Regions from separate parts of the Mus musculus genome. Here region 1 is linked to region 2. A link is a loop called in an ENCODE intact Hi-C map of the cell type or tissue named here. Cell type or tissue: left cerebral cortex. All regions are shown on one strand. Each heading gives the region's core, and the rest is flanking DNA. Links, peaks and the distances in the headings are about the cores only.

Region 1 (16,023 bases), core at 6,254-11,253, 86 kb before region 2:
GGGCAGTGCTGAGGAGCATTTTTTAAATGACAGAAATGTAAAAGCCATCATGGAAATGGTAATCAAAAATACACTGAGATTCTATTTGACTCTAGTCAGAATGCTCATTCTCAAGAAAACAAACAATGCTGACCAAGAGACTAGACCCTGCATGACTACAGAGGAATGGTGAGGAAGTAAATTAATGTAGCCATAATCGATTAGTGTGGAGGTTACTACTACATGGCCTTGTGTACTGCTTCTGGGTACATACATTACTGTCTAGGCATGATCTGAACAAAGATGACACCAGCAAGCATGCTTAAGTGCACGGGGAGACCATAAGACGTCTAGGCAACTAAGGATGCTCAGAGCAGGAAAAATCATCTTCTACAGGGAAGAGCTCACAGACTGGTTATCCGACATCAAATGGTCAGCCTTGAAAGCATACATATAGACAGGTATACATTCACTGAGCAGGTTGTATTCAGGAATATATAAATTAAAGGAGAGATATATGGGAGTATTTGGAGGAAGGGAAGGGAAGGGGGAAAATGATATATTATCTCAAAAGTAAAATAAAAAAATTTTTAAAAAGAACTCATGAAAATTCAGAAGCTAAAGATCCTTCCAGAGTATCCTTCAAGAATCTCATATATCACTCTGAATTATCAGAAGACACTGAGAGAACAATTGTTGGTACTTTTACAATAAGAATGACCAAGCAAGCAAAAAAAAAAAAAAAAAAAACCACGTAACTGTTTGAACTGACCTTATTTCTTTGACCGATATTGATCACCCTACCCCCAAGAATACAGTGTGATGGGCATAACTGACACAGAGTCCTGAGTGATCTCTCCAACTTAACAGAGGACATGACAGACACTAACCCATATATCAAATATTAAAAATCCTCTTTAAAGAGAAACACAACCATCTGTATGCACTTAAACATAACTGTCAATAAATAAAATAAGAGGTCAACTCAAAAATGGTGCATTTAGGGGCTGGAGAGATGGCTCAGAGGTCAAAAAACTGCTCTTCCAGAGGTACTGAGTTCAATTCCCAGAAACCACATGGTGGCCTACAACAATCTGTAATGGGATCTGATGCCCTCTTCTGGTGTGTCTGAAGACAGCGATAGTATATTCACATACACTAGATAGATAGATAGATAGATAGATAGACAGACAGACAGACAAACAGAGATCAATCTTTAAAAAAAAAAAAAAAAAGATGCCACATTTAGCCCAATTGAGTTTTTACAATGACCCCACTTTAAAAGAAAAGGTCTGTGATGGTCTGAGTAAGAATGGTTCCCCAGGCTCATATATTTGAATATGTAGTCATCAAAGACTGGAACTCTGACAGGATTACAAGGAATTAGGAGTTGTGGCCTGTTGGGACAGACACTGGGGGTGGGGGCTTTGATATTTCAAAACCCCATACCCAGTTCAGTGTTTCTCTCTGTCTCTCTCTTGGTCTGTAGATCAGGATGTAGCTCTCAGCTACTGTTCTAGGTCTGTGTGGGCCACCATACTCTACACTACAATGATAATGGACTAAACATCTGGAACTGTAAGCCAGCCCCTCATTTAATGCTTTAGGTCATGGTGTCTCTTTACAGCAATGTAACAGTAACCAAGACAAGGTCTAAGCCAGTATTTTTCAAGTTGAGCATAAAATCATCTAAGGAACTTGGTAAAGATTTATAACTCATCCTATCTCCATACACTGATTCATTAGACCTGGGGTCGGTAGAAGCTACAATTTTGGTAAATTCCCAGGTGACTATGATGCAGAGGCCAATAACAAATCTGGAAAAGCTCTGGTCCTCAGCAGCCATCAGTTAAATTCATAGTTGACATGGTAAAAACAAAACAAACAAAAAAAAACCTCTACAACAAATTGCTAAAACGGGTTCCAATTGTTATATAGAAATAGACAGGTACCAACTGCCTGTGTTTTCTAGTGTAGAAGCTACACCCATTCAGAGACCACATGCTTTGTGCAGCAGGGTTACTCAGAACTTAAATCATCAACAGGAGGGTCTGTTGGACAGAAACCAAAGGAAGCATGTTTCAGCTCACTCCAAGATGTTCATGAAAAGATAAAGACAAACTAAATGAAATGGAAGATGGACTATATTTCAGGTTTCACAGTAAGAAAAACAACAACAACAAATGCATGGTGTGTGGTGGTGTACACCTTTAACTCCAGCATTGGGAGAGGCAGAGGCAGATGGATTTCTGTGAGTTCAAAGCCAGCAGGAGCTACACAGTGAGACCAGGTCTCAAAGAAAGAGGTGGTGGCGGGGGGGGGGGGGGGTGTAGGGTAGGGGATGGGAAGCAAAAAGGGGCCAGAGGCAAAGCTCAGTGGTAGACGGCTTGCCAGACATACTCAAGACCTGGGCTTGATCCCCAGTGCAACAAAAACATCAAGAGTCGGGGTTGGGGGTGGAAGGGAGGTTCTTAGACTTGCTATCTAAGGTTAAGGTCTAAATACTATCATCATATTCCAATGTTCATCACTACTTTGCACGCCCTCATATATACTTATAATCCTGAAGCCATCACTTACAAAACAAGGAGACACTGTTAATGAAAACCCTACATTCTTTCTAAGCAAAATTTGAGCTTTAAATCAGACACAAGAAACTGGAAATAAGGAGTAAAATAACAAGAGTTGCTAGTTTAAAATTCTGCTGGTTGGGGGCTGAGTGGCTAAGCCATTATGAAGAATGGCTGTTATTACCTACCAATACCCATGTGCTGGCTCACAACTTTCTGAAACTCCAGCCCCACAGGATCCACTCTTTTCCCTCTGGCCTCTATGGGCACCTGACACCCAAGTGGTGAAGAAATAACACTCATATACATAAAAAATAATTAATAAAAATAAGAAAAATTCTGCTTCTAGGAATTGGAAGAACAGCCCGTAGGTAGAGTGTTTATGTAGCATGTGTGAAGGAAGTCCTGGGGTCAATTCCCTTGGTACCACACAGACTAAATCTACCACTTCTTAAATTATCTTCTCAAAGTAGTATGGCTGAGCCTAAAGTATACTGGAATTTTTGAAATATGAAATCACTGGAGACCAAAAAAAGAGAACAAAACCTGAGGATTATCAGGTCTCTGAAAAAAGAACCACTCTGGGTAAATATGTACTTCACCTTAAGTAAACAGATGCTGCATCTCCTTTGTAAACCTGGCTGACTTCAGATGCGACAACAGCCATAGAATATGCTCTAGGAGGCTAGGCAGATGGCTTAACCAAGCTAGCAACCTGAGCTCGCCCTCAGGACCCACATGGTCAGAGAGAACTTCCACTCCTACAAATTATCCTTTGATCTCCGACAATACATATGCGAGCGCTCTCTCTCTCTCTCTCTCTCTCTCTCTCTCTCTCTCTCTCTCTCTCTCACACACACACACACACACACACACACACATTTTTTAATTGGGACAGCTGAAGAAATGAGAATAATTGGATGTTAGTGGACATTAAGTATCATTCTGGAGTAAGATAATAATACATAGTTTGTTGGAATTCCAGGGCTATTTTCAGCAAACACTGGAAAAACTAATAATTGTGAATTTCAGTGGGAGATACGCAAGTAATCACTGCACTACCCTTTCAAGTTATTTGAAAATTCTAATGTAAAAAGTGTGTTTATGTGGGGTACTTACGAGCATTCCTCAAAGACTTTGACCCTTTCACAGCCCTCTGGAGGTTCCCTTTTAAACATGTAACTGTTATTAGGTTTTGGTGAGGTTGCATATTTTGGCAAAGGAGAATTGTTTCCATTCTCTGTAAGAAATGACATCAAAACACTATTATAAAATGCATCAAAACACTATAATCAATATTCTTGAACTTCTGCAGAGAAGTACTCAAAGACAGGCAGCGTGCTTTCTTCATTAACACCCCAACAACTAAGACATTGCTGGCTTAAAAAAAAAGAATTAAACTTGCATGTAAATGTAAGAATAAATTATCAGTTTTGTTTCTTTTCTACTTACAAGTATCTACTGAGTCCTGGAGCACTGACTCCTCAGACTGCACACACACCAATCTGGCTACCTTGTATCTATATACTCAGCAAATACTCTCAGCATGTATTTTCCCCAGCACATGTATCTGAAACAGTTCTTCACTGGCTGCTTGCTATTGACCCTTGGCCTGCCCTGTATCTCTGCCAGTGTCTTCTTGCTGCTCCTCTGCTTGGTCTCTGCTTTAGGTCAAAGCTGCTATACATATCAACACTTCCTTCTGACCACAAGCTTCCATAACCAACAAGAAATAAATTCTACCATTTTTCCAAAACTCTCTATAAACTTACCTCAAAAGTTTCAAAACATTTTCCAAATGCACCCTATCAGAGGGAGGGACCATTTCATTACTCTGACAGTCAGGTCCAGTGTTGATTTACTCAGTTCATACTACAGTAATTTAAATTTCTTGGTATGTTATGTAACTGTTCTAAAATTTTCAATCTGTCTCTAAACTATAAATTTCTTAACAAAAGTGGTGCTATGACCCTATTTTTTAATAAAAGGAATTCACAGAAGTCATCAGTCATTCCTTTCTAAAAATCAAAAGTACCAGGAAAAAAAATTATGGAATTCATACAAAAAGGTAGAGCTGATGGGATGAGAAAGCCAAGGGGCAATTTTTGACAGCTATTTTCAATCCAACCTAGAATCTAACAATTTTTTTTTAGAAGTCCAATTACCAACAGTCTACAAATGTAGTTTAAAACCCAACCTGTTTTTTGTTTTGTTTCTTGAGACAGGGCTTTACATAGCCCAGACTGGCCAAAGATGATCATGAGTGATCCTTCTCCTCCATCAAGTGCTGGGGTTATAGGTATATACCATCACAGCCTGCTTTAATGCTCACCTTCCTCAACTATGGACCCATATGGTGTCCCATAATTGATTGTGGGTTACAAAAAAGCTGGCAAGAATGAAAGATTTCTTATGTAGAACAACCGAAGACAAAGCAAAAATCAAACACCCAAGGAAGCCCTGGCACCATAGCTGCACAGTGCACTTTCACTGCATGCTGGGCTCTGAGCAGAGCATGTGCTCTACACCGCACACTATCACACCACATGAACACAGGGTTCCTGAAATCCTTAAGCTTGGACTCAAGATCGTAAATTATGAACTACAGAGTTTTTACTGTACACACAGCTTTCTAATCTTATAAAAACATAATCGGTGCTAGGGAGAGAGCTCAGCAGTTAAGAGCACTCACTGGCTGCTCTTCTAGAGGACCTTGGTTCAATTCCCAGCACCCGGGGGACTGGAGAGATGGCTCAGAGGTTAAGAGCCCTGGCTATCCTTCCAGAAGTCCTGAGTTCAATTCCCAGCAAACACATGGTGGCTCATAACCATCTGTAATGGGATCTGATGCCCTCTTCTGGCCTGCAGGCATATACGCAGGGAGAACATTGTAAATTAATAAATAAATAATCCTTAAAAAAATTCTCAGCACCCATATGGCAGCTCACAACTGTTTGTAACTACGGTTCACTATATATGATACCCTCATACAGACATACATGCAGTCAAAACACCAAAGCACATGAAATGATATATATTAAAAACACGCGCACACACACAATTTAAATGTGAAAAAGAAAGATGCCTTAGACATTTTCTTAAAATTCTTTGTGTGGTATTTAAGTATTAGATTTTTAATATTGATGCCTGTATTTTTGAATTAAGTTTCAGTTTAAAAATATCATTACATGACTTTGGTTTGAGATTAGGACAGAACTTCAACAATGGCCCTATACAATATTCCACTGTTGTTTATTATACACTTATGCAAAGCAGCATTTTCAGCACTGACAATTATACACCCTGAATGCCAATCAACTCACAAAACCTCTGGGGATGCTATAAATTATCCTCAGTAGAAGAGTCAGCAAGACTGAATTCTCTGAGTGCATCTGTGGGTATGTACGGACATCAACATGGATACCTGGGACTGAGGCTCAGGTCCTCATGCTTGTATACTAGGTGTTTTACCCATTCAGTCATCTTCTTGGCTTCAAGATTTATTTTTATCTTAAATTGGGTGTATATGGTGCGTGTGCTCACACCCAAGCATACATAGGTGGAGGCCAGAGGGTGTCAAATGTCTCCCATTACTGAGCACCACCTTCCTTTGAAAAGTGTTTTGAGACAGGATCTAGCTCTGCAGCCTTGACTGGCCTTGGATTCACAGATCAGCCTGCATTTGCAGTGCTGGGATTTTTTTTTTTTTTTTTTTTTTTTTTTTTTTGGTTTTTTTGAGACAGGGTTTCTCTGTACAGCCCTGGCTATCCTGGAACTCACTCTGTAGACCAGGCTGGCCTCGAACTCAGAAATCCACCTGCCTCTGCCTCCCAAGTGCTGGGATTAAAGGCGTGCGCCACCATGCCCGGCTTTGGGATTATTTTTTTTAAATAGCTTTACTTATTATTAGTGTGTAGGTGTGTGTGCCACAGCACACACATGAAAACAGAGGACACCTGTGTGGAGTTGGTTCTCTTTCAGTGTGACTCTGAGTTTGAACTTCGGTTGTCAAGTCTTGCGTGGTAAGAGCTTTTACTTGCCGAACTATCCTGCCTCATTTGAGACAGGATCTCTCACTTCAGGACCTGAAGCTTGCCATGTTGGCGTGCTTGGGAGGCAGGTTAGTCCCTCCAGTGCAGGGGCTATAGACACACCCTACTGTGCCTGCTCTTCTGCATGGGTGGAGGACACAAACACAGCAATCTGTGATTTACCATCAGCTCACATTTGATTGGTACATCTCTTTCATATACTTATGTATTGTTATTTCAGGGAAATAACTAATAATTAACTAAGCCCTAAGTCAAAGTTCTGCTGTTGCCAGATTCAAATGCTGAGGTACCTGGGAGAGGCAGCCAGTCAGAATGGCATGCAAGAGGCTCTCAATACACTTCTTCTGAACTGAGCTGGACAACTTACAGACAGCTGTTACATCATTGTTTTCAAGTACATATAAAAACTATGATTAAGCTAACAGAATGTATTACTCTGATATAGGCCCATAAAAATAATCATATTTCTTTTCAAAGGTAAGATTTTATACTTAATATTTGGAATATTTAGGCTAGTTCTTATTGTATGTAACTCCAACCTTTAAAAATTTGTTTTGAAAATTTATCACGTGTATGTGTGTGCCCATTTGTATGTGCACTGACATATATGAAGAACCTGTAGAAACCAGAAGAGTCCCCTACATCTAGAATTATAGATGGATGTGGGTTGGTACTGGGAACTGAATCATGGTCCTCTGCAAGATTAACAAGTTCTCTTAACCACTGGACTACCTTCAGCCTTACTACCCCCAATCTTGACTTTGCTTTGAACACTCATTTAGATTTGAGATAAATCAAGTTAATCCTTGTTAGAAGTATCCTCAACAGCATTAAGTTGAAGGCTTCACATTTCATTAAGAATTATTAAGGCAATAAATTCCCAATGGGGAAAATGATTTAAAACAAAGTACTTTTCAGGAAAATATTCAGTTAGTCCAGTGCTTCTCAGCCTGTGAAACTCAGAACTTTTTGGCAAACCTGTATCTCCAAAAACTTTACATTATGGTTAGCACTCAGTTGTGAAGTAGATAATTTCATGGTTGGGCCTGACTACAGCATGAGGAACTGTTTTATAGGGTTAGAGCATTAGGAAAGTTGAGAACCACTGCATTAGTCACTCATAAGGTAGCTATATCCACCACAAATGCTGGAAAATAAAAAATACAAACAAAAGCCTACACACCCACTTAACTCAAGCACCATCAGAGCCCCTTGGCAAAGCTGCACTGTGCTCCAGTTGTTCTGACCCGGTGCCCTCCCTCATTCCTCCAACATGTGGGATCCCAGGGAAAAGATCAGGACAAAAGATCAAACAGGAGGTATGCCATTAGCTCTGGACGAAGCTCCGACCTACCGTACCTTTATCTCTGGGATCCGCAAGCAGATCATCAGCTGAACAGGGGCTCTCCTCACTGCCTTCATTAGAGATGGTGAGGAAGGATGTTGGGGACACAGACTGAGAGCGGCTGCTGTTGTTGCTTCCCTTGTCTGCACCCCCAGGGGTCTGTGTGTCAATGCTTCGTGTGCTGCTGCTTCTCTGTGCGAGGGGCGGAGGCGCACGATGACCATCTGGAATATCTTGTGGCTGTTACAAAATTTTAAAAATAGATGTTTATACCACTGATTCTGAAATTTACTAGCAGTATATCTATCCAGTGTCCACATTGCTCTGTGGCCAGAATCTCACAAATCAAATTCTAAGCTTGGCATGGTGCCACAAATCTGTACTCCTAGCACTTGGGAGGCCGAAACAGGAGGATTCTGATTTCTAGAGCAGCTGGGCTATATTGCAAAACCCCATTTCAAAAACAAGCAAGCATCCATCTTCTACTATCCCTGGGCCTTCCTGTTGCTCATTACTGACACCCACACCTAACCTCAGTGAGCAGCACTTTCTGGGAAGGATTTGTCTTCTCAGGGCACGGCACACTGGAGGGTCAACATCTGCTGACTAAATGTACTGCCCCCTAAATATCATGTACTGTTATTTCTAAAAGTATACAAAGGATTGTCACAGTAAAGGAGAAGCTTGGTGAGCCACAGGTCCCTAAGAGAGCAAAGGTGCTAACCAGTGACACAGGAGGCCCTTCATTCCTGGGCCTTCTTGCCCATTCTTCTTCTAAGTTGTTTTTTTCAAAGAACCCTTCCTGTGAGTGAAAGGTTAATCACAGCAGATCTAATTAGAGGGTGAAATCAAGGAGACATTTATGAAAGCTTGTGTGGCTCACACAGCAGACAAGCCAGCTCCCTCTACAACTTTGACTGACTTAGCTTTAATTAGTCAGGAAAAGCATACTCCATTTTATAGAATGGAGAACAGGGATGGGAGAGTTGTATATTTTTAAAGCTAAACCAAGTTTTGTCTTTTGTTTGTTTGAGAAAGGATTTCAGTTATATAAGCCAGCCTCAAACTGGAGGAGCTGTGGAATGACTGGGAGTACAGGCCAGCCACCACACCCAGCTGCCTTCACCTCCAGGGAGAAAATCCCACACACCTGTAGGGGCTTTCTCCAAACTAACCCCCCACAGCACTCAAGAACAACTGCTGAGTAAAAGTACTCTGGGCCACAAAACTCATTTTTCATGCAGATGCGAGTCAAGTCAAACCAAGCAGCCTACAAAAGTGGGGGGCAGACACCCCTTAGAAACAATTTGCTGTTCTAACTGCCCCACCCTCCACGGAACTAACTCCAACTTGTTGTAGGGAGTTAAAGCAAAATGAGGTATTTGCTACAAATGAAAACCAGTTTCTGCTAGAGGACCTGAACTAAGGTTGGGCCCATTCATTCTGTGAAATGAACAGAAGTTAAAATTCTTCAATCCCTTTCACGGTCAAAGGCTTTTATTTTCATTTATTTAAAAAAGTCAAATTTTCATTCTCTCAGTAAGAAATGTAAATACAGCCAACCGAATGTGACTCCTCAGAGCTCTGGAGTTCACAGCAAGCCTGCACTGAGGGTGGAGGCTACTTACAATCAGCTGTTCTTCCTTCTCCCCCGTCTCTTTAATTATGATCTCAATCTCCTGATTCAGCCCTTCCACACTGTTCCGGAACCGAGAACCAGACGACTTGGTGATGGGGCCAGCGGGAACGAGCGTGCTCTTTGGAGCAGGAGCCTTAAGAGGTGAAGAGGGAGAGGAGTTTTCAAGGTGGCATAGCCCAAAAACAAATCCAAAGGACTTCAACAACTTGAGAGCAACCGAATCTGCATCTTAGGTTATATGAAATGTAGTTTAGAGCTCAAAGCCCGACAGTCAAGACTGACTCAGAAATGTACCAACAGCTGTCACAAACTAGAGGTCACTAAGAGAACCCAAGAACAGCAACCTCAGATATGCTTTCACAAGGCCAGTGAGGTGGCTGAGCAAGGTGCCTGTCACCAAGCCTGACAATGGAGTTCAACAGACAGACAGGATTCATAAGGTAGAACCCACCGCATAACTGCAGATAACTTTCCTGTAATAGTCATTGTATGAATACCACTACATACATACTTAATATGTTCACCTCTGAAAACAAAAATATAAAATGTGTTTGTTTGGTTTTTTTCTTTTTGGAAATCCATCTTTGATTTTCTCTTACCCAAAGTGTTTTCATTGTCACAGTATTACTTTTTTAAAGTGACAGATTAAATAATTATATAATATTAACTGTCCTCCTAACAAGATGCTCAAAATAAAATACAAAACAGGTCTTATGAGGGTATCTGCTAATAGCAATGGTCTGAGATCTATGGCTACCTCATTCATTCACCTGGAAGAGGTGGCAGAGAAACAAAAGCTCACGTATCTGCAGGCACTGAGCTCCAGCTTTAAAACTCAATGGGTAATTTTACCGTCTGACTCAAACTTAGAATGAAGCTTTATTTCTTCTTTTACTTCTGCTCATCTTTAACATAAACAAACAAGCAAAACAAAAACACAGCAAACACAGTACAAGTATCCTTGGGAAGAAACAGGAAATCTGTGAGAAAGAAGCCAAAGGGAATTGACTTTCAAGCAGCTCCTGGCTGTTGTTAGTGTACAGCTCTCACTCCCAAGGCAGGGCTCAGCATCCTACCTCCTGGGCAGGTAGCTTCCTTCACATGTAAGGAACAGCTCAGTATTCTCATTCATGGTTTTGAAAGGAGGTAATCACCCCTGGCCCCTATTCTGCCCATAATGGACACACTGTTTCTTAACTAGTCTTTCCTAATTCTTTTTAAAAGTATGTCCTTATGATTCTCTCTTTTTTAAAGATTTATTTATTTTATCTGAGTACACTGTCAATGTCTTCAGAAACACCAGAAAAGGGCATCGGATCCCATTACAGATGGTTGTGAGCCACCATGTAGTTGCTGGGAATTGAACTCAGGACCTCTGGAAGAGCAGAAAGGAAAGACGGGGCTGGAGAGACTCTAATTTTAACCCCTTTGTTCACACATCTTTTCACATACCCCCAAGCTTCTCCAATATTATTTGTTTTTAATTTTAATTTTTTAAAATGTGTTATTTCTTTTTTTTTTATGCGTTTGTGTATTTTGTCTGCATGTATGTGGTGCACGTACATGCAGAGTCCACACAGGCCAGAAGAGGGCATCAGGAATTGGAGTCAACAGCTGAAAACTGCCATTTGGGTTCTGGGAGCTGAACCTAGTTCCTCTGGAAGATCAGGCAGTGCTGTTAACCACTGAGACATGTCTCCAGCCCCCAAATATCTAACAGTTATGTCCGACAAGTGGGTTTTTGTTGTTTCTGGTATTGGGTTATGTCTTTTTTGGGGGGGAAAGGGGGAAGGAGCACCAACCGGACAGGGTTAACTCAAGCAGGAGTAAAGTTCATGACACTCCTTGTTAAGCATCTTGAGTGCTAAGACTAGAAGCCTATGTCACCATACCTTTCATCCATAGATGGAAGACTTGTAGGTGACATCCTCTCATTGACAAGAACAGAGCCTATGCTACCTTTCTATTCATTCCTCTCTTCATTGCTTGCCTTCTCTACTCTCCTACCTCAACCTCAACCTCCCTCCCCGGCCCTCATTTCCTTATTCTTCAGAGAGATATTTATTTATTTGTGCATGTCTGTTTATGTGAGTGTGTGCCTGCAGATGCTCTTAACCACTGAGCCATGTCTCTAGCCTTGTCACTGAACTCGGGTCCTATTTGTAACTGCAATGAGGCAGGATGAAAGCTAGTCACTGGAGCTGGCTACCTACTGTTTATCTTAGGATTCCTAAGGACTTCCACTAACTCCTAGAGAGTTTTTATCTACTTTACTACCCTACTTTCTTCCCAACAGATGTAAAGTTCCAACATAAGATCAAGCAAAAGTTGTTCGGTTTTTTTTTTTAATTTAGTTTTATAATTTGTAAAATTATGTGTATGGTCCACTGTGAGTGCAGACACCAGAGTTCAGAGAGGTGTCATATCCTTTGGAGCTGGAGTTACAGGGAGTTATGAGTCACCTGATATGGATGTTAAGGAACTGACTTCGGATCCTCTGGAAGGACAGCAAGTACTCTTAACCACTGAGCCATCTTTCCAGCCCCAAATAAAGCTGTAAAAACTATAGGCACTTTAGGAACAAGGTAGGGGAAGGACAAAGCTAATGCTGCTTTGCTTCTGAGGACTCATGGACGGTAAAACAAAGACTGGAGAGGAAACAACTGAAATGATAGAGAGAAAGGAAACCAATGACTCACTGGCCTGCAGTGAAGCACACAGACATCTTGAGATGCAGTCAGCTTTCCTATGACCGATCATCTCATGTGTAACGAGGTGACAGAGAAACGTAACACAGAAGGCTAACAGCAATCTCAAACACTCAGGACACATAGTAAACTTACTAGTTTGTTTAGATTAACAGTTCTAAACCAATTGTGTCCTCCTCCTGCTAATTTCTTCAAATTGTCATACAACAAAAACAAGGCCTTGTGCTGGGTTTTCAGGCTTCCAAGTACTCCTTTGCTTTACAACTGCTAAATTACAGACGCAGGGAAAAAGAGCCTGTAAGGGGGAGGTAATGTGCCACAGCATGAGAACACATTAGTAAGCTTGTCTGTAAAGAAAGCAGAGAGTCGTCCTCAGCTGCCATGGTAAGAAAGGCACACAGGGCCCTGGCAGGGGAGCAGCTGCCTCCCCAATTTGGATTTGCTGAGATTTCCTATCAGCAAAGCAGGGAAAGATGTTAAAAAGTGTACTGGCTAGTTTTGTGTCAACTTGACACAGCTCGAGTTATCACAGAGAAAGGAGCTTCAGTTGGGGAAATGCCTCCATGAGATCCAACTGTAAGGCATTTTCTCAATTAGTAATCAAGGGGGAAGGGCCCCTTGTGGGTGGTACCATCTCTAAGCTGGTAGTCTTGGTTCTATAAGAGAGCAGGCTGAGCAAGCCAGGGAAGCAAGCCAGTAAGTAACATCCCTCCATGGCCTCTGCATCAGCTCCTGCTTTCTGACCTGCTTGAGTTCCAGTCCTGACTTCCTTGGTGATGAACAGCAGTTTGGAGGTGTAAGCTGAATAAACCCTTTCCTCCCCAACTTGATCTTGGTCATGATGTTTGTGCAGGAATAGAAACCCTGACTAAGACAAAAAGATTTTCTTAATATCTCCTTAGAAGCAACTATTTATCAAAAATCTAATGTCTCAAACAAAGGGGAAAAAAAAAAAAAACAGAGAAGAAAGGAGTGAGAGCAAGTCATTCTCATAAGGCCCGTGCACCTCTCCTCTGGGTAAGCGGTTTTAACCAGCACTTTAACTTAACTATAACTTAACTAGCTGTCACCAGGAGGTTAAAACAAATGAACTCACCCAGCAACCTGAGAAGGACTTCTTAGTTAAACCTAATGTAACTATGTGGGAACTAAAAAAGGGGCCCTGGGGAAGAGGGGGAAGGGAAAAGGCCCACGCCCCGTCAGAGTTTTCCCTATTCTCTGGTCTGTCAGGTGTGAGAGGGCTGCTAACTACCTCCACTCATCCCTGGGTGGGCATTCCTCTATCCCACTCTTCAGGGGGTGGCCAGGGGTAACCCTACCTGGGAACCCCGGAGCTACTTTGCTAAAGCCAGCAGGGTTATAGAAGAGAGGGATGAGGGAAGAGGTTCCCAAGACCTGCGAGAGTGCGCACAGCCTTGATGGGCAGAGACTCTCTATGGTTTAAGAGCTTTATTATAGAAAGGCAGGGGGTAAAGGGGTAGGGAGACTGAGGGGTAAGAAACAAGAGAGACAAGTAAGAGAGTAAGAGAGCAAGGTGGGGCCGAACAGCCCTTTTTATGGTCTTCACTTTTGCTAGGTAACTGGGGAGTTTAGCCTGAAGGTCAAAAGCTTGGGCCATTGCCTAAGTGACTACTGACCATGCTTCTCTTGTGGGGGGAGGGGCCAGAGTTCCAGGAGCATAAGGGATCACCTACCATATCATGAAGGTGAATTATCACCATTCTCGGGGTTCAGACCTCAGCTCAACTGGAGACCAGCCTGCAATTCCCCACATAACTACTGAAGATAACATGAGGAATTAGTCCTTTATTTCACTCCTCATATAAACTACATTCTAACAAACATCTGAAGAGAATAAAAATAATCTTTTATTTCAAGGTATTTTACTTTAAGGAATTTTTTTCTTTCTTTTTAAATTCTGGCACCCCCCTCCTACTACACCCCTTTTAGGGAATTAAATAACGAGAATTTGTTTTCCTGGATCAAAAGTGGTTTCTCCAATAATGTGAATTCTAAATATAAATCGGTATACACAAATGTAAGTAGGTTATCAGATTAGCTGAGAATTCCTCACATCTAAGAAAGTTTAAAATATTTCTCTCATCAGATCTGTACTTTGGAAAAAATATAAAATGCTTACTGTTTTCCCAATCTCTCTCCTCAGAGTAAACACTTCAGTAAATTCTGGCCCACTTAAAGCTTTTAATCAGACAGCACCATGTCATTCTCTATATACCCACGTGACATTTGGAATGTGGTGGGTTGAATGAACACAACCCCCCAACGTACATATATTTAAATGCTTGGACCTCTGTTGGTGGAATGGTTCGGAAAGAATCAGAATATCAGAAAACATGGCCAATAGTAACTTTGAACCTGTTTCTAGTTAGGGTGTGGCTGTGGCAGACTTTAATACATACCTTTCATCCTTCAGGCTGGAATACAAGCATGCCTTTAGTACACATCTTTAATCCCAACAATGAAGGTAAGGTTAGTTTGTAGAAGGAAGCACCCATGTTTGAAAGTGATGACTAATTGAGTGGCATAAAGTGATGAATCAGAGAAAGATTTGACAGAATGGGATATGTCCAACTCTCATGAGAAGAGAGATGAAAGGGAAGCTACTTAAGGGAGAGGCAGACAGCACAGGAGGAAGAGGGTACAGTACAGGAACATAGAGTTCTCGGAGAGCAGTGCAGTAGAGTTGAGAGGGAGAGTAGAGCAGCACAAGGAGGGAGACAGAGGCAGTTTTACCAGAACAATCGTACAGAGAGAACAAACTAGACACAGGTGAAGGCAGAATGAGCCAGAGAAGGAGCCAGATTAGAACAGATTTCCAGAGTTAGTATGAGGCCAAGCAGAGCAATTCAGGAGAAGCTGAGAGAAACCAGATTGAATCAGGCAGCTTGGGGAGGAGTTTTGAGTCAGAACAACTGAGTTAAATCAGCCAGCCAGAGCGCAGAGAAAATTCGGAAGGGGTGAGCTTATTCAGAATAAGTCTCAGAGGCTGAAAACATTCTAGGCCTAGATTACATTGTAGGAAGCTTCCAGAATTAGGCCAAGTTTAGCAGACTGAGGCAGCAAGCCTTGGAGATGACTATTAGTATAGAAAAATAAAGTTACTTTTACAGTATCTACATCAACACCTAACATGAATGTCTGCTTCACAGCATGGGGATGAGAATGGGATCAGACAGATGAGTCTGAAGCATGGTAAGGTTGTCTACCAGAAGTTAGACAAGTAGAGCTAAGAAAGTGAAATTTCTGAAGGGTAAAAACCTACCTGGAATGGAGTGATACTAGGTATTTCAAACATAATCTAGGACAGGTCCCATGCTCAGGAGTAGTTGCCCAACACAAAAAGGCCTCTTGTGGGTTTGTTTTTTTTTTTTTTGGGGGGGGGGTTGCTTATTTGTTTGAGAGAGAAAGAGAACATGAAATTGGGTGGACTGGAAGGCACTGGGGGGAGGGGAAAGAATATGATCAAAACATATCATGTGAAAAAGTTTAAGAAGAGCTGGTTGAGGTATGTGTTTCATATTGGTTCATTTTGATGTGATTGAGAGAACTGGCTAATCTTGGAAGAGGCAGGTTCCTCAGCAAGGATCTAAGATGCCAAGCATCAAATACAAAAAGGAAAAAACTCTGCCTTGAGCTGAGAGTGGTGGCTAAGACCACTAATTCTACCACTCAAGAGGCCGAGCAAGGAGGAATGTGCCTATATTTGAGG
Region 2 (16,023 bases), core at 7,177-12,176:
TGGCCTTGGATCGGAGCAAACTGCTAGGACCCTGGAATTCGTGAACGTTTTTCTGCTGTAAAAAGCAAAGACCTCCATGGAAGTGTCAGTCTGGGACACTGAAGGCACAAGGCTGGCCTGTGGGTCATAATGATTTGCTATGTACAGAGGATGGGAAAGAGACGTCGGACAAAGTACTAGTATGGGAAAACCTTTAATCTGAACATGAGTTCTGAAAGGATCTTTTAGTATCTCACATTCACAGCCCCCTCTGTGTCATTAACAAACACTCAAAAACTTTCCTTCATCCCCACCCCACCCCCACTCAGCGCAGTGATCCTTCATTACCTCTGGTCTTGCTCATCCTGTCTTCCAAACAACTACATTTCTCAAATATTACCCACAGCCTACTGACCAGGTTTTGCTAGCCTGAGATCTCTGTAACTGTTTTATAGTCATCATTGCTACCTTATTCTTTGCAAGGCTGGAAGCTGAGCTCAGGCTCTGGAAGATGCTCTGTGAGACATATCCAGCCTGGACCCCTTTATTTTCAGACAGGGTCTTGCTCTATAGCTCTGGCTCCCCTAGAACTTGACCAAGTTTGCCTTGAACTCAAAGAGATCCACCTTTGTCTGTTTCCTGACTGCTGGGATCAGAAGTGTGCATCTAGCAGCACGATGCTCTGTCCACCTACTGCTGTGGGCTGGTGAGAAGATACTGTTAGTGAAAGTGCTTGCCTCCAAACCTGATGAGCTGAGCTGGGTCTGGCACCCACCTGGTGGAAGGAGAGAACTACCTTCTGTAAGCTGTTGTTCTAATTAGCTTCTCCACTGCTGTGATAAAACACTGATTAACTTGGGGGGAAGGGTTGCTCTGGCTCACACGTTACAAATGAGCGGATATCCATGCAGAGATATACATACATAATAAAATCATAAAAATACACCTTTAAAAAAAATCCATAAAGGGGCTGGTGAGATGGCTTAACGGGTAAGAACACTAACTGCTTTTCTGAAGGTCCTGAGCTCAAATCCCAGAAACAACATGGTGGCTCACAAGCACGTGTAATGAGATCTGACGCCCTCTTCTGGTATGTCTGAAGACAGCTACAGTGTACTTAATTATAATAATAAATAAACCTGTGGACCAGAGTGAGCAGGGACTGAGCGAGAGGGGCAACCTGAGCGAGCAGGGTTGACCGGAGCAAGCAGAGATCTTAAATTCAATTTCCAACAACCACATGAAGGCTCACAACTATCTGTACAGCTACAGTGTTTGTGTGTGTGTGTGTATTAAATCTTTTTAAAAATCCATAAAGGAAGGTCTGGTGGTCTGAATGAAAATGGCTTCCATAGACTCATAAGGAGTAGCATTATTGGTGGTACGGCCTTATTGGAGTAGGTGTGGCCTTGTTGGAGGAAGTGTGTCACTGGGGGTGGGCTCGGAGGTGTCAGAAGTTCAAGCCAGCCCTAGCGGCTCTCTCTCTTTTCCTGCTGCCTTCAGAATGTAGAGCTCTTCAGCTCCTTCTCCAGCACCATGTCTGCCTGCATGATGCCATGCTTCATGCCAGGGCAACCTCTGAGCTGTAAGCCAGCCCCAACTAAATGTTTTCCTTGATAATGGCTGCCATGGTCATGTGTCTCTTCATAGTAAAAGACACTTCTAAGACAGAAGGTCTAGGGATGCAGTCCAGTTGTAAAGTGCTTGCCTGGCATGCATGAAGCCCAAATATCCTCTTTGAGCCCCAGAACCAAGTTGTGCTGAGAGTTTGGACTCCTAACTGTGAGGGAAAAATGTCTGTTGTTTAAACCCTATAGCCCACGGTGCTTTAATATGGTGGCCTAGTTAACTAGCATTGTAGAGGCTCTTTCTAGTGTTTTTCCAATTGGAGAACCTTTGTATTTGACTCTCTGAGCACACATCCAATTTATTTATTTGTTTATCTTTGGAATGCAGGTCTATACAAGGCTGACTGGGTCAAAGGTGAGCAGTTTAGTCTTCTCATGCGTTTGGTCAAACTGTTCAGGCCCAAAGGTGTGGATTCCAGAAACGCCAAAACCACTAGCCTTTTCGGTAGCAGTTTCTTTCTTTTTTTTGGGGGGGGGGGTGAGACAGGGTTTCTCTGTATAGCCCTGACTGTCCTGGAACTCACTTTGTAGACCAGGCTGGCCTTGAACTCAGAAATTCGCCTGCCTCTGCCTCCCGAGTGCTGGGACTAAAGGTGTGCACCACCATGCCCAGCTAGCAGTTTCTTTTGAACATGTGTTTTCCATTAATAATACATGCTGCTTTTAAATAACAAATATACTCATCTTTGAGAGGGGAAAATGACCCCCACATAATAAAACCCTTTCATATTTGACCAAATATAATGAAGCGGTTGTGGAGTTTCAGTTTTCCAAAATGAAACAGAAGAAAACAAATGGAGATGTGGTACCGATGGCTGAATAGTGCTATGAATGTATTTACTACCACTGGTCTGCAGCTCGAAGGGTTAATGTCAAGCTAGGGATATAGCTCGGTGGTAAGGTGCTGAGCTGAATACACAACTCCATGGGTTCAATACCCTCACTGGAAAAAAAATTCTAATTAAAATATAAGCCAGGCATGATTAAGCTCGTGCCTAGAGTTACTGCTACTCAGGAGTCTGAGGTACAAAGATCACTGTGGTCAGTCAGCCCTGGCGATAGAGGCCAGCCAGGGCTAGCTACACTGCAAGACCCCCATCTCAAAAGAAATAAACAGGACTAGGAATGTGACTCACATGGTAGAGTGCTTGTCTGATGTGAGCAGGCCCCTGGTTCAGCTCCTACAACTGCACAGAACCAGGGATTCCTGCACTTCCAGCAGTTGGGAGGGCAGAGACAGAAGGGTGAGAAGTTCAAGGTTATTCTAGGCACAAAGTGAGGTAGTGATTAGTCTAGGCTCCATGCAACCCTGTCTCAAACAAACAAGAACTGAACAGACTCCAAAGATACAGAGATGGAAGACGATACAAAACAGCATATGAAAAAAAAAAAAGGTCAACGTCATTAGCCATCAGGGATGCAAATTATCTCAATGGGATCCTGGTTGAGTGGGCACTGTGGCTCACACCTGTAATTCTGACACTTCCTGCACATGAGTTTTAGGCCAGTGAGCCTTGTTTCAATAATAATAGTAATAGTAATAATAATAATAAATAGTAATAGTAGTAGTGGTAGTAATATAGTTAATTTTATTTTAATTATTTATTTATTTTGAGACAGAGTTTCTCTTTATAGCCTTGGCTGTCCTGAAACTCATTCTGTAGACCAGGCTGGCCTCGAACTCATAGCGATCTGCCTACCTCTGCTTCCTAAATGTTGGGATTAAAGGCACCACCACCACTACTACCACCTGGCAATAATAAAAATAATTATAATAACAACAACAACACAGGGACTGGTGAGATGGCTCAGTGGTTGAGAGCACTTGTGGTGGTTCTTGCAGAGGACCTGTCTTTGGTTCAGGCTGTCCATATGGCAGCTCATATTTTCTGTACTCCAATTCAAAAGGACCCAGTGACTTCTTACATCTGAAGGCACTGCACAATACAGTGCACATACATACATGCAGACAAAATACTCACTTTTTTTTTTTTTTGAGATAGGGTTTCTCTGTGTAGTCTTGGCTGTCCTGGAACTCACTCTGTAGACCAGGCTGGCCTTGAACTCAGAAATCTGCCTGCCTCTGCCTCCCAAGTGTTGGGATTAAAGGCATGTGCCACCACTGCCCGGCCATACTCAAATTTTTAAAAATCTTTTTTAAAATCCCACAAACACAAAGGAACAAACAAACAAACACTCCAACCAATAAACAACAAAACCAATTCCAGTATAAATCCAAAATAGCTTGGCTTAGTGGTGTATTCCTTTAACTCCAGCACTTGGGAGGCAGAAGCAGGTAGATCAATGTGAGTTCCAGGTCAACCTGATCTACACAGCAAGTTCCAGGCTAGCCATGGCTATACAGTGAGACCTTGGCTCTAAATAAATAAATAATTAGAAGAAAGCTAAAAAAATGACTCATCTTGGTTTTCAAATATGTTAGATATAACACAAGGGCAGACGCTCAAGAAATAGTTATTTAATATATGAATTAGTCCATTTGAGGAAAGATTTGAAGTAAATAAAAGAATCTTAATTGACCAATAAGGAAAAAGCTCAACCTCAAAAACAACAGAGCTGGCTGTGTGGTGCATCGCCTCTAGTCGGCCACTCGCCACTATGCGTATCATTTCACTCCAGTGCTGGGGAGGCTGTGTCTGTCTCATAAAAAGGAGAAACCAAATCAAACCAGCAGAGCCAGCCTAGAGGATGGTGGGCAGGGATGAGTCTGATCAAAGAACATTCTGTAGATGCCTGAAAATGGAACTCTATCTCTTACAATTAACACACACTAATAGGCCTGGGGAGATGGCCCGGTCAACAAGGCAACTAACTGCCATGAAGGCCCCTGAGTTCAGCTCTCCAGCACTCAGCTTGATGTGTGCCTGAAGTTCTAGGGATTGGGGGGAGGGCAGGGTAGAAGCAGGCAGACCCCTGGAACTTGCTGGCCAACCACTCTAGTTAAATTGCCAATTTCCAGGTTCAGTGAGAGACCTTACAAGAAAAGAAAAGAAAAGAAAAGAAAAAAAAAAGAAAAGAAAAGAAAAGAAAAGAGAAGAGAAGAGAACAGAAGAAAAGAAAAGAAAAGAAAAGGAGAAAGGAAAGAAAAGAGAAAAGAGAAGAAAAGAAAAGAAAAGAAAAGAGAAAAGAAAAGAGGAAAAAGAAAAAGAAAAAGAAAAAGAAAAAGAAAAAGAAAAAGAAAAAGAAAAAGAAAAAGAAAAAGAAAAAGGAAAAGGAAAAGGAAAAGGAAAAGGAAAAGAAAAAGAAAAAGATGGGAGCCAGGCAGTGGTGGTGTGCACCTTTAATTCCAGCACTAGGCAGAGGCAGGAGGCAGGGGGTGAGGGGCGGGGGTCGGGGGGCGGGGGGCGGGGGGCGGGGGGCGGGGGGCGGGGGGCGGGAGGCGGGAGGCGGGAGGCGGGAGGCAGGAGGCAGGCTGATTTTTGAGTTCGAGGCCAGCTAGGTCTACAGAGTGAGTTCCAGGACAGCCAGGGCTATACAGAGAAACCCTATCTCCAAAAACCAAAAAAAGATGGGAGCAATTGAGGAAAACATTTGCATGTGTACCCCAAAACCACACCCAGGAAGATGTACACACACAACAAATGCATGCACATATATATAATACATAATACATACATACTGATGCATATATACATACATGCTGATAAATGAACAACAGTTGTTTTCAGGTGGTAAAAACTATATAAGACGCAAGGCCAAATTCATTTCTTTTTTTTTTTCTTAAAGGTAAACATACTGCAAATAAGGCAACCAAATTAAGGTTTAACCTAGACCACAATCATAAATCTACAATTTAAAAAGTGCTCCAGGGGCTAGAGAGATGGCTCAATGGTTAAGAACACTGACTGCTCTTCCAAAGATCCCGAGTTCAAATCCCAGCAACTGTATGGTGGCTCACAACCATCTATAATGAGATCTGATGCCCTCTTCTGAAGACAGCTACAGTGTACTTAGATATAATAATAAATAAATCTTTTAAAAAATGCTCCAGACTAGGGTATAGTTTAGGGCTAGAATATAGCATGTGTGAGAGCCTTGGGCTTGAGGTAGCAGTGTGGGAGGGACACTATAAACTCTGTGAAATAAGCCATACATCTCAGAAATGTAGGTTCCTGTGCTTGCCAGACACAGGTACAGAGCTGTGGGAGGGTGGGAGCTTGGATCCTGTCATCAGTCCCTAGGGGTAAGTCTGGTGTGTTTTCTATCAAGTGGGCAGCCTACTCAACCCCACCCTTTCCTCTATCCTAGTGACAGTAGCCTGCTATGTGTCCAGGACAATAAGTTCCCTATTCAACTGGTCTGGGGGATCAGAGGGGATTAGGGCTTTATGAATTCCAGGTGGCCCTCTCACTTTCCAAATTTTAATTTGTCTCTGATTCATATTCAGTCTCTCTTTCTCTCTCTCTCTCTCTCTCTCTCTCTCTCTCTCTCTCTCTGAGATGTCAAAAGTCCAAAGTGCTTTAAAAGTTCTGGGACATAAAGGAAAATGATGTTAAAATGTTTGTTTCCCCCTTTTAAATGGCACAGGTAATTTCCTTTCTGTCTTGCTGCTTTCTGTTTGGAGCGGTGTTAACAGGCTGAAGAAGATCACAAATGAGGGCATTTTATGTTTTACTCCTGCATAGGAATTTATTAAGAAAGATGCAGGGGCCGAGGTAGATCAAGCCTTTAATTCCAGCACTGGGGAGGCAGAGGCAGTAGGATCAAGGCCAGCCTGGTTTATAAAGTGAATTCCATGACAGCCAGAGGTGACACAGAGAAACCCTGTCTCAGAAAAGAAAAGGAAAGAGAAGGAGAAAAGCAAGCCACGGGCAGATAGAGTGGAATTACCTGGCATGTGGCGTGCTGCTGCTTTCTATGAAGTTGGCAGCTGTCACATCCCTGTGTTGCTCAGTTTCCTTTTCACCCTTTCACATTATACTTGAACATGCTTATTTGCATGATAAATGCCCCAGTAAAAAGACTATTTGTACCAGACAAGAGAGCCCATGAAAAAAAGAAGTATTGGTGAACAGTCAGTGTCTCTGTATGAAGCTTGATTTTTCAGATAGCAGATTTAAAGTGCACACCTGGATGTTTTATAATGTGAGACACACTTTGGAAGTCCCTCAGTCTTTGATCTCAAAAAACCCTGTTGGAGAATGAGGCCAATTGGAAGGATTTCACAGCTTGGAGAAGAAAAACAAAGTGTGTGGGGGATTTTCCCCTAATTTTAAAAATAGCCTATCATCAGTGTTTTCTTTGGCAGAGGCAACTACAAGACTACGTAGCAGAGACATAGCCAGATAGAAACTGGATGAGAAGCACCTACCGCTGAGTCTCGACTGTGGAGGTGGATGGGAGGCTGGTGACACAGCTCCACACGGCTCTTGCTCAGTCTGTGGTAAAGCCAGGGTTTTGAAGCACTCCTCTCTCTGAGCCTCCACAGGGCTGACATGAAACCTTTGTTTCATCTGCCTCTCTCCAGAGTGACCTTCCCTTTCTGCCTTCCTTGATTGTTTCCTCTGACCATGGTTTTAATGCTTTAGAGAAACTTATATAAAAACAACCAAATGGAGCTTACAAATGGGCTGGCTTTTTTTTTTTTTTTTAGGCAGACTCTCATAATGTAGTAGTCCTTACTATCCTAAAACTCACTGCCAGGTTGGCCTCGAACTCAGAGATCCACATGCCTCTGCCTCCCAAACGCCAGGATTATAGGTGTGTCGTCCACTGTCTCCATCTTGTCCCCTCAGCTCAAACGGTGAGCTTTGAGAGTCCCACCTGCTTGGTGATGCACACTTATGAATGGAGTGTTTCCTGGTGCTTGTTTCTGGTGCTAGGAATGAACGTGAAGTCTGTGCTTCCTGGACAAGCACTCAGTATCTCAGTATCTCAGCTCTATCTCCAGCCTCGAATGCTTATTTTTTGATTTAAGAGAATCCACTAGGGGATAGGATAATACTATTGTTTGGTTTTGGTTTTGGTTTTCACTGGTTAATACTCACAAATGAATACTGCACCCTGTTCAAATGTAGGTTTCAGAGATCACAGAGAAGAATAGAGACATAGGTAACAGCAGCATCCATCCTATGGGAGAGTGGAAGGGCTGGAGAGCATGCAAGCTGGCCTGCTTCAAAGTAGGTGGCTAGCTCTCCTCCCCAGTGTGCGTAAAATGCCAGGCATATCCTCCAGGCTCTGTATTCATGTTATGTCTGGAAAAAGGGTTTTGGAGAAGGTACAAACTGAAAGATTACAGAGATTTGGAAGTAACACAAATGAATAAATCTTGTAGAGCGTAACTCGAGAGAGTTACTGGGTTTGGGAAAAGTCTAGGCCCCACAAAAGAGGCATTCATATAAAAACAAATTTCAGATAGTTTTCAGACCAAACAAAACACAGCTGGCCAGTTCACTGGTATGCTCATCACACTGGTCTCTTCCTAGACAGACACCAAAGTGTTCACTCGTATATGTCACATACGCAAATGACACAGAAAATCACAAGCAATTAAGAGGAGGACTCTAGAGCAAACTTGATTCACTAAAATTCTAAGAATTCCACCCAAGCTGAAATCAAGAGCCCTGGTTCTGGTGTCTGTATGAACTCTTCAAATGTGTTTTGGGTTGGGAAACAGAGAGGATTTCCTTCCTCTTGGGAAGTTTTCTTTGTAGGTCAGAAGTCACTACTTGCTGAGCCAGATAGAAATGGAGATAGGTAACTCTATCATTTAAGGTGGCCTGGTTTACCAGGAGCCGTATCTCTTTATAAACTAATCACCTCAAGTAGTCTGTGGTAGAGAGGTTCGGATGTTCATGCCTATGGAGGCTGAAGACAACCTTGGGTGTCATCATTCTGGAGCCATCCACCTTATCTTTGTATTAATATGTATGTATGTATGTATGTATGTATGTATGTATCCATTTTTTGCTTTAATATATTTGAGTGTGTCTGGGGTGAGGAGGCAGAGGTGCAAATATGCTATGTTGAACATGTGGAGGGAAGGAGAACTGCTGAAGGTCTTTCCTCCACCATGAGCTCCAGGGATCGGACTCAGGCTGTTAACCCCCCTTAACTAGCTGTAATGCCCCACCTCCCTTTTTAAGGAAAGGTCTCTCACTGGCTGGTAGGTTGTCGGGAGGCTTGCTCAGTTGGCTGGCTCAGGGAAGGCACAGGCAGATCCCCAAGGAATCTCCTGCCTGTGCCTCCCCTACTGAGATTACAAGTGCGTACCATCACATCCAGCTTTCTTGTGTGGGTTCTGGGGACTCGGGTCTTCATTCTTGTATGGCACGAGCTGCTTACCCAACCGGATTCTTAATGCTGGTGCATATGTAATTTTAAGGTAGAAAGAAAAGAAAATCTCTTGAGACAGAAAATTTCTGTGTAGTCTTGGCTATCCTGGAATTTGCCCTGTAGGTCAGGCTTGCCTGGGACTCAGAGAGATCCTTTTGCTTCTGCTTCTGCCGAGACTAAAACTGTGCTCCACCATGCCAGGCCCTTAAGGTAGAAACTGTAAGCAGGAAAAAATACTACAGTAACCAGAAACTACTTCTTCCAAAAATTAAATATCGAAGAAGCCAGTCAATTCAAACAAACAAACAAACAAACTTCTAAAACCCAACTTCTCTTATAAAATATTTGCACAGAACTTGGATAAACTTTGGTAGAATTCTTCCAAATGCTAGGGTTCCATGAAAGGCCTTTCCTGATGTCTTAGTAAATTATGGGTTGGGGAGATGGCTTTGCTGGTCAAAGTGCTTACTGTATAAGCCTAATGACTCAAGTTCTGGTCCCTGAACTCATGTAAAAGCCAGATTCAGTGGTCCATGTCTGTGTGTAATTTTAGTATGCCTAAGGCAAAATGGAGTATGCAGCGAAGGTATAAACAAGAAAGACCTTGCATTGAAGTTGGAAGGTAAGGTCTGATACCCAGGGTTGTCTTCTATACTGCACTCACTTGACAAAGCATACACATGCCCCCCCCCAATATACACACATATATCCATGCACAAAAATAAGTCACCTGTAATTCACATTTCATTGTATAATTCAAGCAAAGCTATAATATCATGCTAAAGTCTGGGTGTAGGCTGTGTTCTTCTGGAAAGGACCAATCTGTAGGCTTTCTACCTTGTTCACACCTCATAACTAGACCTAAATGTACATTGTGCTCATAGGCCTTGCCATGATAGCTGGATATTGGTAGTCAAAAAAAATTTTTTTTCAGGACTGCAGGAAAAGGTACTTGTATCCAACTGTGTGTTTGATTCCTGGGACCCATGTGGTAGGAGGAAAGAATAAACTCACACAAGTTGTCCTTTGACCTCAATATGCAGCCATGGCACTTGTGTGCTAGAGTGCACACACACACTCACAATAAATAAATAAATGTAATAAAAATTAAAACATTACAAACAAAACAAGTGATGGTCTTTGAAAAAGGAAGCAGTCTAGCAATCAGAACTCGGACCAGCAGTGCCGCCTAGTGGTCAGGTGGCACACAGACTTTCTGCTACTGTGCCATTAACATGACCTGGAGGATAACTACTGGGGACATCTTATAAAACTATCTCAGGAATGGTGTCTGGTCCTGTAGATCACCACTGGTTGTTGACTAGATGATAAAGGTGTAAGAGACCTCTGTCAAGGTTGACAATTTCCTTGTCAAATGGAGAACCTCCTCTTCCTACATCCATGGATATCTGTAAAGGTTGACGACTTTGCATGACCTCTCATTTTATTAAATATTATGAGAAAAGTTAAAAATGATAACTATAAATGCAAAATAAAAGCATTTGAAATATCTGAAAATCCAGACTTACTCTTCTCAAAGCCAGGGTGCTGGGTGCTGGCTGTGTGTGAATGTATGTATGTATGTGTGTGTGTGTGTGTGTGTGTGTGTGTGTACATCACAGCCATACTCTCCTTCACTGCTGATCATTCTGTCCAACTTAACTCCAAAAAAGAGTGACACACATCCTAATGGCTTTCAAGAGCCCAGAGTAATTTAGAAGGGCTGAGATGCATGCCTCCTATATGCATGTGTGTATGGTTAGGTAGTACTGGGGATCAAACCTGCCAGGCAAGTTCCACCACTGACCTGTCTCCAGCCCAAGAAGCCAGATTAACAGAGGTTAAATAAAAACGGTTTAAAAGTGAAAAAGAATAGCATTTTGGCATTAGCAGAGCAGTCAATTAAACATTGTTATTTTTGAGACAGAAAACTGATGGGCCTCTCCTGCCTACAGGACAGTAGGTCCTGAGAGGAAGTGGGTGGTGTGGCACGCCTTTAATTCCAGAACCTGGGAGGCAGAGGAAGGAGGATTTCTGGTCTACAGAGTGAGTTCCAGGACTGCCTGGGCTACACAGAGAAACCCTGTCTTAAAAACCAATCAACTAACCCAAAACTCCACAGGAGTGCTGAAGGAAGGCTGAGCTGGGCATGAGTGTGGCCACAAGTGGATACATTACAAGTTCAGGTTAAAGATCAGGAGCCTGCTGGTCTGGTACGACCACTGACACAGACAGACTGCTTGGAGGGAAGACCAACTCTCAGAGTAGAGTCTTCAGACAACTGGGAAGGAGTAGTAAGAGTTACGGAGATGGACAGTTATCTGTTTACTTTTCCCGTCTGTGGTACTGGGAGCTGAGCCCAGAGTGCTAGGCATCACGTCTTAGCTCTTTCAAAAATGTTCCGTTTATCTTGTACCTTTGTTTTTCCTCCACTGTGGACAGTGTAGCTTTACACCAAGGTAGTGTTTCAAGAAAACAAGCATCTCTGCTAGCACATGTTCGGCAAGCTGTGGAAGAGGCAAGTACATGAATCACTCAGATGCTGAAAGCCTAACCTCTTTGGTATGTATCCTTTTCTTCACAGGTTCATAAGAGATGAGACATGTGCTGCCCCCCCCCCCCCCCGTTACCCTAAAGACACCTCTTGTTTTGATATTATGGTCAGTTCGTCATTCCTGAAGTGAATCTAGTTCCTTTTGGCTTTTTTATAAGAGCAAATCTCTTAGTTTTCGACAAGGTCTTGCTAAATTTTCTGGATTATGCCAAACTTGTTTCAGTCTTCCAAGTGTTAGGATTACAGACCTGCAACCATCATAGCCATTTTTTTTTTTAAATTACTTTCCTAGAAGTGAAGAGACATGACTTTTACAAAAAAGATTTTATGTGTATGGCTGTTTTGCCTGTCTGTTTGTCTGTCTGTAAACTACATGTATGTTGTCCCCAGACCTTGGTATTTTTGAAGTTCTCCATGATGTCTAAAGATAATAATGTATGTCTTTTCATTTTCCCCCCTTAGGAATTGAAGCATATCTTCCATGACATTATACATAAAAGACTGATGATTTAAATGCTACTAAAAAAGTTGGTAAGAATGGAAAACTTTCACCTGTTTTTCTGTTCCATTTACAACCCCCTCACCCCACCCCTCACCCCACCCCCACCCCATACCACCCAAGCATACAAAGACTGTTTTCTTGAATAGAGTTTTTCCCTTCCTAGTTAAAAGGGAGGGCAAGAAGACAGGGTGGTAAGCCGGATGACACTATCCACACTTCAGGGCAACTTTGCCTTTGCCTTAATCCTTTTGGTCTCCAGGACACAAAGTGCTCCTCTACAACAGAGTCACATATGTCAAGGTCTGCTGCTCTTTTTTAAGGTGCCAGTCTGACCCACTTTCAAATTTAAAAAAAAGTTGTTCACAATACAATGTGGGGACATCGGAGGTCATCTTTGGAGTCCATTCTGTCCTACCATGGGATCTGGGGTCAAACACAGGTCAGCACAGACAGCTCCCTTTTTTGTTTGTGTGTTTTTTAAGGGTTTTTCTGTGTAGGAGTCTGGCTGTCCTGGAACTCATTCTGTAGAACAGGCTGGCCTCAAACTCAAGAGACCAGACTGTTAGCGCCATCACTTGGCTTTTTTGTTTTGTTTAGTTTTTTGGGTTTTTTTTTTTTTTGACAGTTTTGCCACATAGCCCTGGCTGCTGGCCTTGATTTTTTTAAAATATAATTTATTTATTCTTATTTTATTGCATTGGTGTTTTGCGCATATGTCTGTGTGAGGTTGTCAGATTCCCTGGAACTGGAGTTGCAGACAGCTGTGAGCTGCATGTAGATGCTGGGAATTGAACTCAGGACCTCTGAAAGAATAGCCATTGCTCTTAACTGCTGGGCCATCTCTCCAGCCTGCCCTTGAATTTTTGACAGTTCTATTTTAGGATCCCAAGGGTTGAGTTTGTTGTCATGTGACATCATTCTCAATTTAAGGCTGTTCTTGATTTTTTTTTTTAAAAGAAAAACAGGGGCAAGAATGGAGCTGCCCTCCCCCAATGTCTTAATGTACTATGTGAAACAAGCTAACCTATCAAGGCATTCATCTAAAAATAATGGACTGTCTCAAAACAAGCTGACTTTCCCTACAGCCTTCTCAGGAAAGCCTTATTCTTGAAGCATTTCTACAGAAATAATATGTGATCAGGGACAGCATGTGTATTTGGAACCAAAAATTTGAACATTACTTAATAAGAGGATATAATACATCCAAACTTCTAAAGGTACTACTTTCTGTCACCTGAACATTCTGAGACTCTTTTCACCCCTGTGAGGGACAATCATTCCCTTGCCTAACCTTGTCCAGACACTGGGTCTCTGATTTGGTGTGTACCTGCCTCCCTTCATCTCTGACTCACCATGCAGGTTCTCATTATCTCTTGCCAGTGCTTGTCTACACGACTCCTCATGGCTCCCTCCCTCTCAGCCCATTCTTTATACTGCCAGTACAGTTAGCTGCTTTGACACTTGCTGATTACACTCTTTTGGATGACTCCAGGGTGAGTCCAGACTTGCATGTTAGCCCTCCTGAAACAGCTTTGTCAGCATCTCTCATTCTGTCTCCTTCCTTCCATTTAATGCACTCAATCCTACTTTTTTCTGTGTGTTTAAGCCAGAAGCTAATGTTAGGTGTCTTCATTTGGAAAAGGTTTTTCTGGGTAACCTAGAACTCCTTCTATACCAGGCTGGCCTTGAACTCAAAGATCTGCTTGCCTCTGCCTCCTGAGTGCTGAGGTTAAAGGCATGTGCTCTAAGAATTGTATTCTTTTATTTGTTTGGAAACAGGGTTTCTCTGTGTAGCCCTGGCTGTCCTGGAACTCACTTTGTAGACCAGGCTGGCCTCGAACTCAGAAATCCACCTGCCTCTGTCTCCCAAGTGCTGGGATTAAAGGTGTACGCCACCACCGCCTGGCAAGAATTGTATTCTTATCATTTGTAGTTGTGTGCATATGTGTGTGCAGGAGGCCAGAGACTTCAGATCTCCAGCTTCTGGAGTTTCTTTCAGGTCTGTGTGCCACCTGATGTGGGCGCTGGAAACCCAACTTGGTTTTTCTGCAACGGCAATGTATGTTCATACACATGGAGCATAACTTTCTAGCCCCCCTTCCATTTTGCTTTGTTTTAATTTTGTAGACAGGGTCTCAAACTCAAGAAATAGGTCTGCCTTTGCCTCCAAAGAGTTGGGATTTAAAGCATGCGCCACCACCACCTGGCTTCCATATTTTTCTTAATGCTCCTTTGAAGGGGCCCAGTGGTCCCAATGGAAACTGCATTTGCAGTTTCTCATGCCTCCAGGGTCTGCTTTGCATACCTATTAGTCCAAATTCTTACACAGTGCTCCAATCGAGAGCCCCTCTCTTCCTCAGAAAGGTTTTCTCTTTCTCTCTCTTATTGAAATGTAGCTAAACACATGAACTGGTTTTCAAAAGTGTGGACTTAACGTAACATGCTGCTTCTACAAACATCCTGCACTCACCGCTTCCTTCCAATAATCACTTCTGCAGCTGAAATCTTCCCTGGATTTTCAGACACATTCTGAGAACACAGCTTACCACTTATTTGGGTTTCTTAGTTATTTCCTTGTACGGATGTAACTATTTTTTTGTTGCTGTGGTGTAGTCTTTTCTTCCTCTTGTGACATAACCAGAGCACGAAGCAAGAGACTTTGATGGTGACGTTCATCCCTCTGTCACGGCAATGAATAAAGCAGCACACTGATAGCTAAGTCTCTGGTAGACACTGCTGATGGTTGGCTTCGGAAACTTGGATCCCACTCAGCACTCCCTCCAGCCTCCCCCTGCAGGTAGCTGAGGAGGCTCCAGTGATGCAGTTCCCCCTTGAAGTCTTTGGCTTATGAGCTGCCCATACTCCTACATGTGCAATGCCAATGAACTCATTGGTTGTTTCCCAGGCTGCACTTGAAGCGGGCAGGCACTCCTTCCTATGTGTCTCCCTAGGAAAGTCACCACCGTGAGTTCTCCCCTCCTGGAGAAGGAGTTATGTCATACTTTTTGTTATCTCTCAGTTCATCTTTTCAATTTTGAAAAATAAATTATACCAATAAAATGCATGTAAGATTTGGTCTTTAATCTAAAAAAACCATTATAGAACAAAGATTAATCACTGGCTGAAGGTAGCTCTTTGCAGAGAGGAATATAAACTTGGGAGACAGACCAGATAGGAATAAATGAAAATAATTTTACTTTTGGTAAGTCATTAAAAGGTTCGAGGGGGTAGGGGTTGAGAGATGGCTCAGCAGTTCTGAGCACTGGGGGCTCTTCCACAGGACCCAGGTTCTATGCCCAGCACCCATTTGGGAACTGTCTCTAACTCCAGTTCCAGAGGATCTAACACCCTTATACAGACATACATGTGAGCAAAACACCAATTCACATAAAATAAAAGTAAGTGAAAAACTTTTAAAAAGGTGCAATGGGTCATTATTACATGCTTTTCACAAGTTATCACACTTCCTCTAAGGAAATGCATTTGTCATCTTAAATACTATGCAGAAGGCTCTGCAGAGAACCGCAGTAGTGACCTGTTAACATGTGTATCGGACTAGAGTCAAAAGGAAGAAAGACACTCTACCTCTCTGACCCCTAAAATATCACTTAAGATGACAACAGAGCCTATGGGAGCAGGCCGTGTTTGTTTCTTCAGCACCCGGCAGTGGCTGGGTCAAAGCACACCCTGAATGTGCTTGCCCTGAATACTGATAAAGGGTTCTACTGTGGGATACCTAGTCAACACAGCGAATTCATCTACACAGATGAAACACACATTCTATTTTAAGCAAGTGTTCAAGCTGTTATGGTAGTAGAAGCTCGCAGAACCAGCTACTCCAGAGGCAGAAAGCAGGGCAACGTAGAAAGACACTGTAGGAGAAAGAAGAAACCTCCTAAACCACAAGGATCTAACCAAAAACATTACTCAGCAGCGTAGGCACCACATCCACATCGTAGCAGGTGAGCAGGAGGTGAGCCCAGACAGCTTTGGGTACCTTCAGTCACTTTAATTTGGTCTTGGCCACTATAACCACTGAGCACATTTTATCTGTTTATGAATTT

What was found. Hi-C counts contacts between places; a loop is a spot of excess contacts. Peaks named below come from ENCODE experiments on the same cell type or tissue, not always from the same donor. Only the 100,000 strongest peaks of a DNase experiment are listed, where the experiment ranks them.
Region 1: it touches region 2 in a loop (7-fold over the local background); 19 of 42 quality-filtered maps call a loop at or near these places.

What each region holds. Positions count from the first base shown.
Region 1 is chr1:59,962,649-59,978,671 of GRCm38, reverse strand. Fam117b (family with sequence similarity 117, member B) reads right to left here. Exons shown (of 8, transcript NM_001037725.3): 5 at 9,575-9,718; 6 at 7,961-8,186; 7 at 3,669-3,789. Among named protein-coding and RNA genes, the nearest start is that of Fam117b, 58 kb to the right of the region's middle. In left cerebral cortex, for the core only: a CTCF peak has its summit at 11,170 (motif pointing right); DNase peaks (open chromatin) are centred at 8,315 and 11,190.
Region 2 is chr1:59,878,012-59,894,034 of GRCm38, reverse strand. Bmpr2 (bone morphogenetic protein receptor, type II (serine/threonine kinase)) reads right to left here. Exons shown (of 13, transcript NM_007561.4): 13 at 15,954-16,023. Among named protein-coding and RNA genes, the nearest start is that of Fam117b, 27 kb to the left of the region's middle. In left cerebral cortex, for the core only: a CTCF peak has its summit at 10,092 (motif pointing left); a DNase peak (open chromatin) is centred at 10,095.